2 separate regions of the Homo sapiens genome follow, and region 1 is linked to region 2. Evidence: chromatin loops called from intact Hi-C (ENCODE). Cell type or tissue: dorsolateral prefrontal cortex. All regions are shown on one strand. Each heading gives the region's core, and the rest is flanking DNA. Links, peaks and the distances in the headings are about the cores only.

Region 1 (9,701 bases), core at 2,769-7,768, 120 kb after region 2:
CACTTTTTAAATTTTACACACACTTATTAAAAGTAATAAGCAAGAGAGTGGAACTATAAGTTTACATTTTCAATAGGTCAAGCTCCTATAATAATGGTTTTACATTTATATTGGCTTTTGGCATTATATTTATATATTCTTAATAACAGCACTGGAAATACATTCCATGCATTAAAGTGACATTCAAAATTTAGTTGCTTAATTTCATCACAATTTCAGTATCCTGTTGGATGCTTTATATTTTTCTCCCTAAAAATATTTTCCTATGTTACTGTTTTACTTTCTACTAAAATATAATTGTTTCCATAATTTTGAATAGATATTAGCAATGTATTTACTCTTACTGTTAGGTAAGTTACAAAAAGCAAGGAAAGAAAGTGTCACACAACCTCTCTGGATAGCAAACGATTCTCTAGAATGTTTAGACATTTACGTGACTAAAATATGTAATTTTATTTAGGGACTCTAAATGTGCTTCCATTTGTATGTATCTAATGAGGCAAGCAAGGGGCACCCGGCTGTCCGGCTGTCCTGCAGCGCTGGCAAGCCGCCTTCTCGGGGACAGGGAAGGGCTGTGCGTCCCGAGCCTGGGCCCGCGGCCCTTGGCGCGCCCCGCACTCACGCTGATCTTGGTCCCGTCGCTGTCCGGGTCTCTGTCGGGCAAGAGCTCCACCTGCGGGCAAGGAGCGAACGCTCAGTCCCGCGCCAGGCCCGCCCGACCACCCGCTCCCACGCGAGCATAGCCTTCGCGGCTCCGGGCAGGGCCGTCAGGGTGACCTGGGGACAGGGGAGCGACCAGGGGCGTGGCCACCCCTGTCCAGGCCCAGACCGCACCGCCCCCACGCTGTCCCTGGCATACCCCACGCTGTCCCTGGCATACCCCACGCCGTCCCCGCGCTTTCCCCGGGGCTGTCCCGGGGCTGTCCCGGCGCTGTCCCGGCGCTGTCCCTGCCGCGCGGATGCTGCGCTCTGGAGGCGGGGCCGGGAGCCGCCGGGTCTTTTTCGCGGGTTGACCCGTGCGGACGCGCGCCCGGAGGTGGGTGGGCGGGCGGGCAGGCGGGGGGGCGCCAGGGGTGAGGCGGGCGGGCGCCAGGGGTGGGGCGGCCGGCGTGAGTGAAGGTGAAGTGCTCCGGGACGAATTTTCGCGCCTTTGTTCCGGCCACCATCCCGCCTGCCGTCCCGCCCCGCGCTCCTGGCCCCAGATTCTCTTGCTGGCTCGCAGGGGCGCCGCCTCTCGCTCAACTAGGTCTCCCTCGCCCGGACCCCCTTCCCCTCTCCCCTCCTCCCGCTATTTTCCTTTTCCTCATCTCCTCCTTTCTCCCTCTCCTTCCCCACCTCACCACCCTCTCTCCTGTCTCTTCCCAAGTCACCCTCCGTCCCCTCCACACTCCCCATTCCCCTACTTCCTTCTCTCCTCGCTTCCTCTCTTCTCTCCTTTTCCTTCCCTTCTCCACTCTCCTTCTCTCCTCTCCCTGCCTCTTCTCTACTCCTCTCTCCCTCTCTTCCTTTCCCTCCCTCTCCCTTCCCTCTCCCTCCGTCTCTCCTTTTCCTCTCCTTCCCTCTCTCCCTTCTGTGCCCTCTCTCCCCCATGTCTCTCCTGCTCCTTCTCTTCCTCCCCCCTTCCCCCCTCATTCTCTCTCCTCTCCCACCCCTTCCCCCTCATTCTCTCTGCTCTCCCACCCCCTTCCCCCCTCTTACCTCTCTCCCTCTCTCCCCATTCTTTCTCCCTCTACCCTTCTCCTTCTCTGCTTCCCACTCCAATTCTCCCTCTCTTCCTTCCCCCTCCCCTTCTCTCTGTCCCTCTCGCCCCCTCCCTCCTTTTCCCCTACCCTCTCTCCTTCTCTTCTCCTTTCTCTCTCCCTGCCCTCTCTTTCCCTTCCCTCTCTCCCTTTTTCCCCTTCCCTCTCTCTCTTTCCCTTCCCTCTCTCCCTTTTTCCCCCTTCCCTCTCTCTTTCCCCTTCACTGTCTCTTCCCGTCTCCCCCTTCCCTCTTTCCCAGCCCCTTCCCCCTCCCCGTCCCTCTCTCCCTCTCTCCCCCTTCTTTCTCCCTCTCCCCCTCTTCTTCTCCCCTCCCCACTCCAATTCTCCCTTCCCTCCTTCCCTTCTCTCTGTCCCTCTCCTCACTCCCTCTCTCCCTCTTTTCCCCTTCCCTCTCTCCTTCTCTTCTACCTTCTTTCTCCCTCCCTTCTCTTTCCCTTCCGTCTCTCCCCTTTTTCCCCCTTCCCTCTCTCCGTCTCTTTCTCCTTCTCTGTGCCTCTCCCGGTCTCCCCCTTTCTTCTCTCCTTCTCTCCCTCCTCCATTTCCCCCCTTTCCTTCTCTCTCCCTCTCTCCCCGACACCCCACATATCTGTTAGAAGTGGAGGTGAGAGGAGCTGGCCGCCCTGGTTCTCTGGTTGTTCAGCCTGGGGGCTGCGGTCCCAGATGGTGCCTGGTGCCCCGAGAAGGGAGAGGGGGTGGGGTGGGGGGTGGAGGCCGCCCACCGATTCCCCTCCCCCTCCTTTCGTCCTGGAAAGGGGCTCCCGGATGTCCCGGGATGTGGCAGCGTGGTAGGGGCAAGGCGGGCATCTGCCTAAGTACCAGAACTTACAGGAGGAGGCGCTTCCCGGTTTAACAGGAAGAAACTGGGCAGCAGGACTTCCTTCTGGGTTTTAACTTCGCGTCCCCAGGACAAATTCCCTTTCCCTCCCTAGAAGCCCTGGGGGTCACTCGCTTCCACAGAACCGGGCAGGTCCCCAGGGGTGTCCAGGCAGCACCTCGGCCCCCAGCCCCGGGCCGGACACCCTGAGGACCGGGCGAGCGAAGGGGAGACGCGGGGTCGGCGGGCTCCGCTACCTGCGCGCCGGCCCCCTCGGCCCCGGGATCCAGGTCCTCCGGCCCCCGCAGGAACCACCATTGGATCTCCAGATACACCGAGGCGGAGCCGCTCTGGAAGGCGCAGGACATCTCCACATTCTGCCCCTCGGTCGCCGTCACGTTCCGCGGAAACTCGGTAAATTTTGCTGCAAAACAGAAAGGCATCCTGTTGGAATATCCACACCCCTCTTGCCTGAGTCTCTTTCCTTGAGAGCTCGCTACATTTTTCCTGGACTTAAATAGCAACAAAACCCCTCTCTTACATCCTCGGCTTCGTCTGGTTCCCCCAGCCCCCTTCCTTTGCCTCTTTCCTGTCTAACTTTTGGTATCATACCTAAATCACTATGTTGTTGATCAAATCCAGATAATGGAAAGGTTAACAAGCTTGCCAATAACTCTTAGCCAAGATCCCCGCAGGTAGATCCAAATACCTTTTGTCAGATTGCAGTATTCCACAACATTTACTGAGAGAGTCAGTGAGATACAATTTAGGCAATCTGTCAAGTTGATAAATGAGGAGAGTCTCTTGCCTCTAAGTTTCTAAACAATCTACCACTAACTGGATGTTTCATGTAACAGAGTAGATCATGATTATCTGTCAAAATGCACATTCCTGATACATCAAAACGGTTATTAGCAACACCAGTGAAACACGCCTGCAGCAGTGAAACAAGTTGCACACTTTATAAACTGTATATGTTTCCTTCTCTCCAAATTAACCTTTATTTGTTCCCATCAAGTCACTGTATTTTGAATTGCCATACATCTTAAGATGTAATGATCACACATCCAGGCTTAGTTCAGATTAAATATTATTTAGAAGTCACTATGGAGATGTTTCTCAGCCTTTTCATTACCAACCTTGACACTGCTAGTTTGCAAGATTCATGCAACCCTGGTGAAACTCACAAAAATATAATGTTTCCTTCCTCCTAAAGGCATTTCTTGAACATGCAATGCTCTTATCTTGTTACCAACGTGGTTGTTCTTATCTTATCTAAGGGGCACTTTGCAAAGAGCTGATGGTTCCCTAAAAGCAGTCCTGGGAAGATTTGTATGGCCAGTGGAAATGCACAACCACAATGCACACTTATGGAGAAGAGGGCCATGGGGAATGCAGAAATGATTTGGGGTGGATGCACTCCTCCCCCCACCCCTCACCTCACCCCCGGTTTAAAGAGAGACACTGTCTCTTTTCAACATTTTATGAAATCCCAAAAATGATCTCTAGTGAAATGAAACTATATTTGTACCTAAAACAGGGAAGCTATTAAGGAGACATTCTGATCGGAAAAGGGCTTTTCTATTCTAGCTGGCAGAAGGAGTATGGCATTTCTGCTTGCAGAAGTGATGCAGTCTTTTGGCACCAGAGATGTGATCTGTTCATGGTGCTGAAACGACCACTGCAGCCTACGAAGTCCTGAACAATCGGGTTCAGCAGGCTGCTGCTGCTTGTCATGCAAGTTGTGGCTTTTTATGGGTCCTCAGAGGAGTCTGTCCTTTGATAAACACACATACAAAAGGAGTCACACGGACCTACAAAAGGGAAACTCTAAGCCCAGTCTGACTACACAAGGAAGAGGGACTGGCAATGGAGAGTCCCAGTATCCAGCCCTGTGTTTGTTTGCGATGATTATGTATGCATGAGTGGCTACCCTGTGCATGCACACAGATAGAAAGCACACACACACCCACACACACACACCACACGACCCTGTGTTTGTGCTCACCGAGGAGCCCACCTCATTGTCAGGCACCAGCTAGATTTTCTCTCCAGCCTAGCTAGTCTACAGTTTAATAAACTTTAAAAAAAATCGTCAAACAGAACACTATTTATACAGCCTAAGCCCACTGTTACTTGCTAGGAAGCTTATTCTATCTGCCTGTCCATTCTTTTTGAGTGTAGGAAACACACACACACGCAAGCAAATGTATATTTGCCATTGAGCAAGACTTACCTTGAGAAGAAAGCCCTTGTTGTACATATAAAACGGAAAAGAAAACAAATCCAACATACACCAAAAAGATCCCCATCATTCCAAAAAGGGAGGGGGGTCACATCAGTGTAGCCAACAGCCGAAAAGCCCTGAAAGAAAGGCGTGCGAGTGGATGGCAGGCTCAGTCTCAGAGCCCTGGGCGCGACACTGCAAACATCCTGCTGCTTGCTTGGCGAGGGCTGGCTGTGGGGAGAAGGGATTGCGATTCTGGAAGGTTAGAACCAGCTGGCTGGGATTCAGCGAGGCTTCCTGCGGAGCCCAGGCTGGAATCGCTGGGAAGTGTCTCGGCTGCCTGGCTGCCTGCTTTCAGCTACCTGGCAGCTCGTCCAACGTCAGCCCGCCGCTCCGGCTTGCGTGATCACTGCCCTCCCTAAACACGGAGCCGGCTCGGGAAGTGGGGAGTGGGCAAGCGGGGCGGGCTGAGGACTTCGCCGGGCTCGCGGCGCCGCAACTTTTCCCTCTAATGGCTGCGATGATGCCTTTAACTCTGTGCGCGCTGGACAGCGCCCCGCCCGGGAGCTCGCGCCGGGCGGCCGCGGAGGGCGCAGGGCTCGTCGGCGCCGCTGGGGTCTCCCTTCTGGAGAGCAGGGACGTCGGTTTTTTTCCACTTTGCTTCTCTCCCCCATCGGGTGTCTTTCTGGCTCGGCGGATCAGATCGCTCGGTGCCGAGGAGGACAATACAGTGACGGGATTGCGGCGCTGGCGGGGGGCTCGGAGCAAAAGGTTCCGGGAGGGAGTTGGGGCATTGCTGAGGACCGGGGAGCAATGGGATGGGGGAGAGACGGGTGGGCCGAGGAAAACAGCCATTTAGGGAAATGCCGCTTACCCAGTTATTAACTGCTCCAACCAGGAGCATCACATGCTACGATTTCACACGAATTTCTTGCTGAACAGCTTTCAGTACAAGCAGCTCATGCAGGAGCCATATCGCTCCAGCTGGCAGACGGAGAAGAGAAAAAGTACAAAAAGTCACGCATTGAGGGAATTTTCTGGAAAGAAAAGCCCACCATACTATGTTTACTTTTTAAAAAATTACATACCTCCTGCCTTCTTTTCCTTCATCTTCCATGTATTTTGGAGGGGGGAGGGGTTTTAAATACCGTTAAGGTCTTCATTACGTGATTTTGTTTTGTTTATTTGCTTTTCTTTTGCATAGCACAATACTTATGTAATGTTCCCTGGGACTAAGTGAATAAGGAATCTTATTTTAGACACAAAAAATCACAATAAGTTTCAGAATGTGGAACAAATCTACTTATCTGCCTTGGTGAAGATTTGAGATGTACATTCTATTTTTAATTAAGAACTGAAACAACAATGTATATTATGTTAAAGACTCTATCTGACCTTATGCAATCCAACTATTAGTGGATTTAAATTTTTTTTAACAAAATTAATAGCATTTGCCATCTAAGAAGAGCACACATTTTTTATTCCCATTATTATTTCTATGCAACTATGCCACAAATTTTCAGTATTAGTTTGAAATATGAATTAGTCTTAATAATGCTATCAGGAAGCCAATGTAGGGTATGTATTTTCATTTTACAGATAAAGAATTTGTAGTTGGCTAATGCCTTTACTAGCCAGAAAAAAAATTAACCTTAACATAGCGGTTGCATTTTAAATCACTTATCTTCTATTGCTGAATGCAGCAATAACTTAAAGCTCAGAAAACTAAAGACACAATAACGTCATCACAATATTATTTATTTTCTGAAAGTATATTTATTTTTTACTGTGAGTAGGGGCAGAATATGGGATTTGGAGACAATCATGGGAGATATTTTATATCTGTTCATGTTTAGGCCAACCAGACTCTGTATCCTCCTTGTATTTAGCAAAGGATTTTGAAGTTTATCGTTCTAAGAAAGGAAATCACTTTATGTTCAAACATTCATGGACAATGAGTTCAGAACATAGAAACATAATCCAAGTTAATACACCTGAACCATACTAAGCATTACGTGGAAAGTAAACAACAAAACCTTGCATATGCTTTAAATGTTAAGCCTAACAGGATGTTTTCAATGTGCTAACATGATTTTGGCTTTATTTCAACCTTTAGCATAAACATGGGTATAATATGTCATGGAAATGACCTGACTTCAAGGTTATCTGCTGTTAAAACAGTTCTCAATATAAAGGGCATTTATTTTAAGTAAGAGGAGTTCTAAATTAATTTAGCAAAGCATTTCAACTATTTAAAAGAAGTACTTGATCACTGTAACAATAAAAGTACAATAAAAATAAGCTTAAGAGTGTGAAAAATAAAGTGTGAGAAAGCTTTTATAGTACAAATAAGCCATTGAATTACTTTAAAATAAAGTTATAAGCGTTTAAGCTATGAAGGAAACAAAGAAGAAAGGAGGGAAGGAAAAAAAAAAGGAGAAAGATGAAATTGGAAAAGTCTTTTGTTCTCCTTATGAAAAGTGCCTGATGGGTATTTTAGTTTTACCAATGTAGACCAAAGTTTTTTCTTAAATATGTGTTATATCATCTCAAGGACTGTAAATAGTGCTAATAAACATGTATGCATTATCTTCTATAGGTCATTTGCCTTGTTAATGACAAACTGTCTCTGTGTTAACAGTTTGAAATGAGAAAATTTAATTAAGAAGTAAATATATTCAGTATATCACATGATCACAGTTCTGAGACTAGGTCCAATTCTTTATACAAGTTCTTGTAAAGCACTGTACTCTCCTACAAGATTGGAAGTAAATTATCAAGAAAGACAATTTGTCTGCATCCAGATATAAGAGAAATATTTCCTGCCCATTTCTCCTTTGCCAAAATGATTGCTGATGCCTTATCCTATAAAAATAACTGCAAATCTCTTCTTAAAAAATACCTATTGATAGTGCTCCAAAAATCAAATTCTACCATCTCACTTTTTGATTGCTTTGTTGCCCTCTTAATGAGCTTTTGGTCATTATTTTGCTTCTTAAAAATTCAGACATTTCCCCCAAAACCTAAAATAGGAATGTTTATCTGAACATGCTCTTTCCTCGGGCGTAATAAAATCTGTTGGAGATCATTCCATTGTGTTCCTTTGGCATCTTATTTAGATTATATTTGTTCATTTTTTTACATATTCAAACTTATTTAACTTACTCTTTCAAACACTGTTTCTTTGTGATGTCTGTAGGCTTCTACATAAACTTTGAGAGCAATTGATCCACCTAAGAGCTGAACTGGCAAGGGGGAGGGTCTTTATATTTTGTGGCTCTGTCCTTTTCTCCTAAGGATTTGGAGACATTTTTCCATCTTGAAGTTGAGGGAGATCACTGTATTTCACTCCCATAGGCTCATGATAGAATGGCTTTCCATATCACACTTTCAAAATTTGTCATAAGTTGAGGCTTAAGAGCCAATGTAAACTTTAAAAGTTTTTCATAAGTAACTGGAAGATACAAAATTAGATATTTCCTTTAGAAATAACTTTTAAAATAGCCATCTAAAGAATTGGAAGACAGTCCTCACTGGGTTAGATGAGCTGTTCCTGTCCATGCCCTTCGATGTGCATCCTACTGTGTTCTTGAACACTTTCTTTGGAGATGATCAAAACTGCATAAGAGAGAATATATCAGGGTACTGAGAAACATTTTCACTCACAATCTCATTCCTGGATTAAATTCTTTTCTCACTTCAGGAAATAAAAGGAAATAGTACAGAGTCTTTAAATGTTGAAGCAATATAAAAAATATCCACAAAGAAATTCTATTTCATTTGAAGAAAATAAGAGTGCAGGAGAAAGCTGCTAACTCATACTAACCAAAGATGAGCTTTTCACATTTGCTTTCCACTTAATTATACCAGTCAATGCTTTGGCCTGCTGAATGTACCAGTCTCTCCCTGTTGCAATTTCAAAGACACAGGCGAGTCTGTCATGTGATAATGATGGAAGAAGCAACATGAATAATACCTCTTTCCATATGTGTACAATGTCTTCATAGCATGTGTGAATTTCAGAATTGGAATAGAGTTTAATAAGCAATTAATACAAACCACTCATTCTACATATAAGGAACCTGCCATGACTAGTCACTTGTGTCACAGAAGCAAATCAATACTTTATTTCTTCAGCATCCTAAGATCTAAATTGCTTTAAAGGTAGGGTAAAACATTAAGTGTCTTGAGGTAAGCCAATAAAAGTTGTTTTTTACTAAGAAAAATACCACATAAAACAAAATCAATTGCACCCAAACTCTTTTCTAGACACTGATAAACAAGTCTTTTAAGATTCCAGAATCCTAGATAGTCCCCACATCTCAACACGACTTGTTGTTTTCTCAGAGCTTGTGTTTTATAAAGTAAACAATTGGTAGAGAGAGAATAACTGCTGGCCACTGGAAGTGTCAAACATTTTAAAGAGGCAGGTGACCTATGTGGACACTAACTGCCCATTACATGGCTACTGTTGATTTTAATCTTCCAGATGGCATTTCTCCTTTTATCTCTTCCTTTTTTACATGACTAAAATGTAAATTACTTACATCTGGCTTTCATTCTGTGGAAATCTATGTAACTTTGTAATTGGAGTTCACGAAGTTAGACCTCAAATTTTTCATGAGGTCATGTTATGTCATTTTAAATCGTAATATCTGGCCTAGAGGCAACATCCAGGAAAGGCAAAGGGAAGCCTCAATATCACAATCAGCTTAGATGCCCTCTACAAAACTCATGGCTACTTACATTCATTTTTTTCTCTTATGAGAAATTAAAATGGGCTCATGATCAAAACTAAGCTGTGCCTCTCAATTTCTTCATTAGCAACACAGTTAGCATCAATATTATGTGTCCATCCCTTTGTGAAAAAAATCTTCAACTAGAGGCCACCAGGTAAGAA
Region 2 (9,701 bases), core at 1,995-6,994:
AGTATTATACCCAGATTCGAGACAAGTACATTTGTAGAATCTTAAATGGCCTCTTGAGAGTATGACATTCTCATTCCTACCTTAATTTTATTTGCTTTATTGTATATTACTTGTAAACTTCTAGAGGAAAGGGACTAAAGGAACTCATGTGTGATTATTATAAGCAGTGTACCCTCTCCCTCTCCCTCTCCCTCTCCTTCTCCCTCTCCCTCTCCCCATGGTCTCCCTCTCCCTCTCTTTCCACGGTCTCCCTCTGATGCCTAGCCGAAGCTGGACTGTACTGCTGCCATCTCGGCTCACTGCAACCTCCCTGCCTGATTCTCCTGCCTCAGCCTGCCGAGTGCCTGCGACGCCACGCCTGACTGGTTTTCGTATTTTTTTGGTGGAGACGGGGTTTCGCTGTGTTGGCCGGGCTGGTCTCCAGCTCCTAGCCTCGAGTGATCCGCCAGCCTCGGTCTCCCGGGGTGCCGAGATTGCAGACGGAGTCTGGTTCACTCAGTGCTCAATGGTGCCCAGGCTGGAGTGCAGTGGCGTGATCTCGGCTCGCTGCAACCTCCACCTCCCAGCCGCCTGCCTTGGCCTCCCAAAGTGCCGAGATTGCAGCCTCTGCCCGGCCGCCACCCCGTCTGGGAAGTGAGGAGCGTCTCTGCCTGGCCGCCCATCGTCTGGGACGTGAGGAGCCCCTCTGCCTGGCTGCCCAGTCTGGAAAGAAGTGAGGAGCGTCTCTGCCCGGCCGCCCATCGTCTGAGATGTGGGGAGAGCCTCTGCCCCGCCGCCCCGTCTGGGATGTGAGGAGCGCCTCTACCTGGCCACGACCCCGTCTGGGAGGTGAGGAGCGTCTCTGCCCGGCTGCCCCGTCTGAGAAGTGAGGAGACCCTCCGCCTGGCAACCGCCCGTCTGAGAAGTGAGGAGCCCCTCTGCCCGGCAGCCGCCCCTGTCTGAGAAGTGAGGAGCGTCTCCGCCGGGCAGCCACCCCGTCTGGGAGGGAGGTGGGGGTCAGCCCCCGCCAGGCCAGCCGCCCCGTCCGGGAGGGAGGTGGGAGGGTCAGCCCCCCGCCCGGCCAGCCGCCCCGTCCGGGAGGGAGGTGGGGGGGTCAGCCCCCCGCCCGGCCAGCCGCCCCGTCCGGGAGGTGAGGGGCGCCTCTGCCCGGCCGCCCCTACTGGGAAGTGAGGAGCCCCTCTGCCCGGCCAGCCGCCCCGTCTGGGAGGGAGGTGGGGGGGTCAGCCCCCCGCCCGGCCAGCGGCCCCGTCCGGGAGGGAGGCGGGGGGGTCAGCCCCCCCGCCCGGCCAGCCGCCCCGTCCGGGAGGTGAGGGGCGCCTCTGCCCGGCCGCCCCTACTGGGAAGTGAGGAGCCCCTCTGCCCGGCCGCCCCTACTGGGAAGTGAGGAGCCCCTCTGCCCGGCCACCACCCCGTCTGGGAGGTGTGCCCAGCAGCTCATTGAGAACGGGCCATGATGACAATGGCGGTTTTGTGGAATAGAAAGGGGGGAAAGGTGGGGAAAAGATTGAGAAATCGGATGGTTGCCCTGTCTGTGTAGAAAGAGGTAGACATGGGAGACTTTTCATTTTGTTCTGTACTAAGAAAAATTCTTATCCTGTTGATCTGTGACCTTACCCCCAACCTTGTGCTCTCTGAAACATGTGCTGTGTCCACTCAGGGTTAAATGGATTAAGGGCGGTGCAAGATGTGCTTTGTTAAACAGATGCTTGAAGGCAGCATGCTCGTTAAGAGTCATCACCACTCCCTAATCTCAAGTACCCAGGGACACAAACACTGCGGAAGGCCGCAGGGTCCTCTACCTAGGAAAACCAGAGACCTTTGTTCACTTGTTTATCTGCTGACCTTCCCTCCACTATTGTCCTATGACCCTGCCAAATCCCCCTCTGCGAGAAACACCCAAGAATAATCAATTAAAAAAAAAATTATAAGCAGTGTAGCTAGGACAGCCAGACCTCTTCAATATTGTCTTTTTCTTCTTCCTGAAAACACAGATAAATGACTTTTCCACACGCTTGCAGTGAGGTCGGCCATGTGACTGCGTCCTGACCAGTGGAATGTGATGGACATGATGTTAGTACGTCTAAGTCAGGCACATAGATATGTTCCCTCATTCAGTGGTGACCTTGGAGGCTGCATGTTAAATATGGATGCCTCAGATAGAAGCAGCCTGGGTTCCTGAGTCACTGAATGGAGAAGAATCAGCCAACTCTAATTGGACTGTAACATGGGGAAGAAAGAAACAGTTATTTTGTTAAGCCACTGAAATTAGAGAATTGACACAACAACTAAACCATCAAGAATAATACAAAAATTGGTACTTCAAAAGGAAGTACTGTAGTAACAAAAATCTGATGGCTGACATTGACTTGAAGTGAGGTGGTGGGTGGCAAGGAAGATGATGATCCATGCTAACTACAGTGGAAATATGTAGTAAAACTTCTGTCTGCAATATCTCTGGGGATAAATTGTAAGCCTTATGATTCAGCAACTCTAGCAAAAGCAGTAGGAAAAAAAAATCAAAGTGTGATTGTGATTGTGTGTTTTCTATAATTGGTTGTGTTGGCATGCTATTCAAAGAAAGCACAGAGCTCAGGAGAAAACTGACCAGCTTAAGAGCACAAAGTCCAGAAATTTGGGTTCTTGAAGGGCTGGACATTTCAACTGCATTTGAAACACAAACAGTAGGCAATAATATATTGAAATAAAAACCTTTCAGCTAGAAAACCATATTGTGACTCAGTCTCATTACAATGATTAGATTAAGATTTTTCCTCTCATTATTAAGCTGAACTAGGCAAGGGTATGAGAAAGTTAAAAAAAAAAAGTAGAAGATTTAAAAATGTTGTCCATGAAAATGTTTTGGGTGTGGTTGCAGCCATACGGAACTGTTTGGAAGCAAATGGATCAAATGCCCTCAAAGAGTTTGAAGAAATTATATTGCCAAAGAAAGCATAAACCTAATCTACAAAGTCTTTGGGTCACATTGTCTTAGTCACCTTGGACTCCTCTAATAGAATGCCATAAACTGGGTGTCTTAGAAACAACATAAGTTTATTGTTCACAATTCTGGAGGCTGGAAGTCCAAGATCAAGGTGCCAGCATATTCCATGTCTGGTAACAGCCCATTTCCTGGTTCACAGATAGGCTTCTTCCCACTGTGTCCTCAAAAGTGCCTTTGAAAGAAGGGAACCAATCCCATTCATGAGGGCTCCACCCTGATGACCTGATCACCTACCAAAGTCTCCACCTCCTAATACCATCACATTGGAGATTAGGATTTCAACACAGGGGGTTTTTGGGGAAGCAACCGTTCAGTCTACAGCAGACAGCAAGGGAGATCCAGGGTATGTGGATCCTATGAGGGAAGATTCCCCAGCATCCAATTCAGAAACTGAAGCCCAGTGAGCAATTAAGAACTCCCACGATCCAGGGGTTTCCAAGAAAAACAGAGCATGGAGTTTTCCCCAGAGGATAGCCCTGGAGTCTAATGAGGGGCCTTCCCAGCCCAGGACAGAGGAATTTAGCAATTCTGGCCAGCGGAGTCAGGTGTCCTGTTGGGCTGTGATAGGGTGTTTCTCCCACTCTGTTTTGGAATGGTGGTGTGGTGTTTGTTTCAGAGATAATGTGCTTGTTTGCTGGGTGGAGGAGAGCAACCACTCTCCCTCTAGGTGATTGGTGGCAGCCCAAGAGGAGTCCCGGCCATGGAGTGAGATTGCCTGGGGGCCCTTTGCATTGGGCAGTGACTGGTGGGACTGTGGTTGCCCCTCTGGGGGAAGGCGTGAGGGTGCTCTCTGCATGGACGGGAGAATGTTTAGGAGGCACAGAAGGGTCTGGCCAAGTCTTAGTGATCCAGCGACACTTCTTTTTCTCCTCTTCCTGGCCACGCGGGAAAACCGAGCTTTCTAACACCTTTACATTAGGTGGAGCTGTGTCACAGGCCGCGGCAAAATCTCTCACCCTTGATCATTACTTTTTCCTTTAGACAGTGAACTTGGAGGCTGCATTTTTAAGGTGGTACAGAGAGGGAAAGAGCCTGGTCCCTAAATCACTTGTTGGCGTGTCCCGTGACCTAACCTGGATATGAGAGTGAGAAACACACCTGTTGCGTGGAGCCACTGAGATTTGGTGCTTTTCTGTTTGCGGACTCAGCCTAAGTGTCAGTGCACTCGGCTGCCAACTGCGGAGACTGTCACAGTCTCGGCCACAGGGCAGGGACGCAGCCCGCGGACCCGCAGATCCGCCCGCTGCGCCTGGGGCCCTCCCTTGGCCTGTGCAGCCTGCAGGTCCAGCACGTCCTGTGTCTAATTGCTTCCCTTGGTGGCTTCCTCATCACCGGCCGGTCAGCGTCATCCTCCGTGCAGGTCAGGCACAGTCTTTCTCGCGGAGGCTGGGACGCCCGGGCCGCTGTGCGGCTGCGCGGGACAGCAGGTGGCAGCGTTGCCCAGAGCTGAGCTGCAGCGGTGGATTCCCTGCTCCCGACCCTCGCGGCCGCGCGCCCGGGCCAGGCTCTCTGCGCCTCCGTTCCCTCTGCAAAGCGGGCTGCACGGAACCCCCTCGTGTGCCCGGAGCCTGTGCCCGGCAACAGCGGCCTGGGAAAGCTGAGTGCTCCTGGTGCAGAGCGCCTTCCACACTCATCCCGGAGGGAGGTGACGGGAGCCCAGCGCGGCTGTGTGGAACTGCGCGCGGCCTGTCAGATCTGCGTCTTCCCTCGTGAATGGATCAATTAGCCACTGTCCAGTGGGGGCCAGCATGCAGCACAGATTGATTGATTATTGCAGCCCAGGACGGCGCTGGGAGGTCACTTCCCTTTCCGCCCTCCTTCCACCGCCCCGTCACCCGTCTGTAGCTCTCTAGCCGTCCGTCTGCGTTTGCTTTTATCCCCTTCCAACCTCTTACACACTGTAGTCCGTGACCTTTTAGAAACGCAACCTGTTCAACCCTTTAGTGTGTTCCCGCTGCCCTCAGAGTGAAGGGCATCTTGGTATGTCCTGCAGGGGTGGCGGGGGCTGCTGATGCTAACACACGCTTTCAAGTGTGCACGCTCCTGCTTCCTTCATGTCCCTCTGTACTCTCCTGCCTAAGTTGGTTTTTCTTCTTCTTCTTTCTTCTTCTTCTTCTTTCTTCCTCTTCCTTTTCTTCTTCTTCTTTCTTCCTCTTCCTCTCCTTCTCCTTCTCCTTCTCTTCCTTCTCCTTCTCTTTCTCCTTCTCTTTCTTCTTCCAGTTTCTGGTCCAGGTTTTTTTCTGCTTCAAGGCCAACACTGTTCTCTAGTCCTGGAATCTCTCCTCCCCATAATGAACTCTGAATGAGTCCAGGTCCCAACTTGTCTCCACTCCAGCGCCCATGCCCCTCTCAGTGAAGTATTTCAGAACCATATCCTAACCAAGTGAGACCCCTGCGCTTCACTACGCACTAAAGATCCATTCTTCTCCTTTGCAGCCAGCACCACTCATGTAATCGTTTTTCCAGTCTGTCTTCCCTGCTGGGTGGAAAACCCTGGGAGCTCAGGGCTGTGGCTCCGGCCGCTGCGGTGTCTGCAGTGCTGCCCTTTCAGCCCTGGATCTTCATTTGCAGAATGAATTTACATAAGGTTAAGGGCAAGGTAACTCACATTGCTTCTTGCTGAAATCAAGCCGTGGCTTCCCCTTGCCCAAGGGATATGCGCATCCCAGCTCCTGCAAGACGCTGAGATAGGCCTGCCATGGTCAGGGGCTCCAAGCAGGGAGGCTATGGATGGCGGCCTCCGAACAGGGAGGCTATGGACGGCGGCGGCTCCGCTGCAGGGCCAAACTACACACATTGCTGCCCACTCCTTCCACTCTTTCCCGTCCCTTTTCCCTCTCAGTGCTTGGGACAGAAAAGTGAAGCTATCTTTAAAGGATCTGGAGGCAGGCTTGGGCTATTGGAGCCAGACCTTCCCAAATCGAGGAACCAAAGCGTGTTCTAGAAGGATGGTCACATGCCAGGGTGGGCACATTCCTTTATAGCCTTCAGAGCAACCCTGCCGGAGCCATGGAGCACAGCTGGAGTTGGCTGGCGCAGGACACAAGACCTGCCTTCCTGAGCGCCCTCTACCCCTCCCCAGTTCTCTCCTCCCCCTAGGACTCCTCCACAGGCTAGAACGCCAAGCTCTCCCAGGTGGGGCCCCCTGCCTCCCAAGCCTACTCCAGCCACCTTCTCTTACATTTCCCTCGGTGTCCTTTGATTTCATCCATAACTAACCCCTCCCTGAAGTTAGGCACTGGCTGTTTATCAACAGTCTTCTCTGGAACGCGACGGTGGAAGGCAGGATGCTGTCTGCCTGGCCTCTGTGGAGATCAGGGTCCACTCAGGGCAGAAGAGCCCACCTCAGTGCTCTCCTCTCTGTCTCCTCTCAGTGCCTTATTTGGAGTTCTACTGATTTTTGTACCATGCGAATCCCTATATAAAATAATCACCCACATATTTTAAAGTTAGTTGAAGAAAAATTGTGAAATTAAAACATCCATCTAAATAATTTGATGTGTCACTGAGTTTTCTCCAAAATTGCCCCATCTTTCCTTTGCTTTGATGATGACAATCTGGCTTGAAAGTGCTCATAGATAATATTTTAATTACAACTAGCTGAAAACAAGCTTGCCGTCCCACTTAAAAAACTGAAGAGGAAAATATGGAAAAGATGATTTAGAAATGAAGCAGGGATAAATATTAGAAGAGGAAATGGAGGTGTAAGTATATTACATATTTAATGTTGCTAAAGATCCAAGAATAACAACTTCTATGAATATTCATACTATATTTTTATTCTAAAATATTGTATGTCATAATAGCAATGCTATGTATTTATTTACTGAGGCCCCTTTACTTTTCAGAAAATGTTATATTTGTTTTAGTTATTTAAGGAAAAAAGAAAAGATGTAAGAATACACCTAAGTATAAGTGGCAGTGTTTTATAAACTGCTTAGTTTTTTTTATTTCAAAGATTTTGTAGTATTTTCCAAACTACTACCAAAACTTGTACCCACTCTCTAGATCATATATAAAGAATAATAAACTTTAGGGTATAGGACATTTAGTCCTACAAGGTAGATTATGGCACTGGGAGATGTTGGATCTACTGCACTTCTGAACCCAGCTCTCAGGCAGGGAACCATTTGTAAGTACATCTTATTGGCTGCACAGCTTTGACTCAGTCTGCTCTATTGAGAACTTACTAATGACAAGGTGATGACTGCACTGATTTTTTTACCCATAGAAAGATAATTTACCAAGAAATCTTCCTTTCCTTGCAAACAGTGTTTTTTTTTTCCTAGATCACAGTCAAAGCCCCAGGGAATATTTTGTGAGTGCCATGGAAGAGTGGGGCCGGTGGGTGTCGGGCATAGGCTATGTGTTGCCATTTTTCAGTTTCCTGACTCTCAGCTCCAAATTCATCCTTCATTACCTGATCTGTGAAGATGCAGGTGAGCCTCTTTCATATTTTTTCTTTGCCACTGATCCGATGTTAAGGATTGTCATTAGAAGGTGCTGGAGAGACATTACAGATAGTAGGGATTTTCTGTCCTGGCTCTCAGGGCATTTGCCATGCTCCTGGAGAGCGTGCATTTTTCTTTACTGCTCAGCAGTGTGGTTTCTCCAGTGCCAGGTGCATGCAGGCTACAGGAAGCTCTCTCCAGCATGTTGCTGCCATGCTTTCTGCAGTTCCTGATTTGGACAGCACTAGCATAGCCAGGGACACCAGACAGCACAGGACTGTGCCTCGGCCCAGGTCCTGCTCTTTGTACCCTCTCCTTAGCCCCACCCACAGGCACACTGAAGCTCCTTAAGGTTGGCCATTCGGCAGGCTGTACCTTTGTCCATGCAAGCGCCCACAGCTGCTCTGACCCAAGCTGTGCACAGAGGGGCACTGGGTCCCTGCAGAGGGTGGTCCACCACCTGCCAGCATCCCCTGCCTGTGTCCTGCAGGTGTATTTCCTGTGGCCCTCTCAACATGGACAATGACATAGACATGACAGGTTTTTGGTCTCACACCTGCAGTGTGCCCTGCTCTCTCTGCCTGCCTGTTGGCCTCAGTTTGCTGGTGCCACAGAGTGATGTTTTCACTTGTCCAGCCACTGTGGGCCAGCTGTGTCCTGGGAAGCCCAGCAAAATTCTCCACTATCCAGTAGGTGCAGCCATACTTTCTTCAGAAGTCTAAGCCCCCTCTAGCTGTGTCCTTCCTTGGGTGCTCACCCACAGCTCTGGTGCCCTGTAGAGCTCTTTCTGTCTCAATAGTTACTCTCTTGTCCTGTTTCTTAAGAAATAGCATCATATTTCTTTATATTAAACCTCCCTTGTTTAAATTGTGTTGTGGTCTGCATCTCCTGATTGGACCCAGACTGATAGATACATGCCAAGAAACTATTTTTGATATAAATTTTCAGATGATTTAGGCAAACACATGCCTTGATCCAGACTATTTGACAGAGGTGTGCAGAATGCACATGTTTTGAATTTGGGTGAAGGAGCTGGACACAGCCCCAGAGAGCATTGCCCCTGCCGTGTGCACCGTGCACCACCCAAGGGAGCAGTTGCCCCAGCAGCCTGGGAAGCTCTGGGCACAGCCCCCTCCCTGCTGACCCAGTGCTGAACATCTACTCTCCTTTTCAAGGCCGTTAGGGTTTGGGGCATCACCCCTCATGTGCCTGTGCTCCCATATAGAGCCAGATGCAGGGCCTCCTCACCCATTGTCACCCATGCTCTGGCCCCACGCTGCATGGACCATACTTTTTCTTACCTAATAGCTGGCCACACGCATGTCCAAACCTGTCCTCAGAACCCCGGAGCTCTGTCTCTGTGATTGCCACCAGTGTTGTCATACTTATTTTTTTCATCTTCCTCTAATGCCTACTGAGTGCCAGCTGTGTGCCCCAGAGGTGCTAAGCCTCTAACATGGATTAGTTCATTAAGCCTTGAAAGCCCCCTACATGATTGATTCTACTTTTATCCTCATTTTATGATAAGGTCACAAAAGCTTTGAGAGGCTCAGGCTAATGCCTTCATTCTAGACCTGCTGTGTCCAGTACTGCAGCCACTAGTCACATGGCTATTTTAACTTAATTAAAATTAAATAAAATGAAATGTTTGGATTCTAAATTACAATCGCCTCACTCCAAGTGCTCAGTAGCCACATGCAACTAGTGGCTACCATATTGGTCACTGCAGGAACAGAACGTTTCCATCATTGTCAAAGTTCTGATGGATAGGGCTGTTCCAGACCACTACTTCTTCGGCTATCTGTGGTGAAGAACCTGTTATTTTTGTCCTTTCAACTTTATTTTCAACACATTCCATATGGACATTTTGTGATATGTAATAAAACATAAACTACTGAGGGAGAGATGTGAACAGTGGTAGCTAAGCTGACAGGACAAGATGGCAGCCCCAGAGCTGTGGCTCCACTGTGGCTGCCCTGACAACCTCCTGAGCTGGCTTCCTCACCGCAGCCTCCCGGCCTGGATCCAGAGATGGTGTCTCCCAGTAACAGACTTTGTAAAAACAAGTGGTTCAATTCCTTATTTGTCTTGAAAGTGATTCAAGACAAGACATCCCCTCTAGAATCTCCTAGGGACCTTTCACTGTGTGAGGCACTGGGGAGATGCCTCTCTCCCTCCTTCAATCGTCTTGTGGGGTGAACATCCCATATGGCCCTTGGGAACTGGTCCCTTTAAGTCATTACCGAAGC

Evidence for each region. A loop is a pair of places that touch in the nucleus more often than their neighbours do. Peaks named below come from ENCODE experiments on the same cell type or tissue, not always from the same donor. Only the 100,000 strongest peaks of a DNase experiment are listed, where the experiment ranks them.
Region 1: a loop joins it to region 2, with 3 times the contacts of the local background. A loop is called at or near these places in 12 of 110 quality-filtered maps.

Annotation. Positions count from the first base shown.
Region 1 is chr7:54,537,919-54,547,619 of GRCh38, reverse strand. It overlaps VSTM2A (V-set and transmembrane domain containing 2A), which reads right to left and starts at 5,245. Exons shown (of 5, transcript NM_001301009.2): 1 at 4,811-5,245; 2 at 2,832-2,998; 3 at 623-673. The coding sequence starts at 4,889. RefSeq lists enhancers at 2,301-2,813, 5,107-5,607. In dorsolateral prefrontal cortex, for the core only: no CTCF peak of the experiment used is centred there; DNase peaks (open chromatin) are centred at 4,289 and 5,299; H3K4me3 peaks cover 3,829 bases; H3K27ac peaks cover 4,543 bases; H3K27me3 peaks cover 4,305 bases.
Region 2 is chr7:54,659,253-54,668,953 of GRCh38, reverse strand. No RefSeq gene overlaps it. Among named protein-coding and RNA genes, the nearest start is that of SEC61G, 95 kb to the left of the region's middle. RefSeq lists enhancers at 3,707-4,422, 4,423-5,138. In dorsolateral prefrontal cortex, for the core only: CTCF peaks have their summits at 4,219 and 4,431 (motif pointing right); DNase peaks (open chromatin) are centred at 4,413 and 4,976; H3K4me3 peaks cover 1,468 bases; H3K27ac peaks cover 1,034 bases.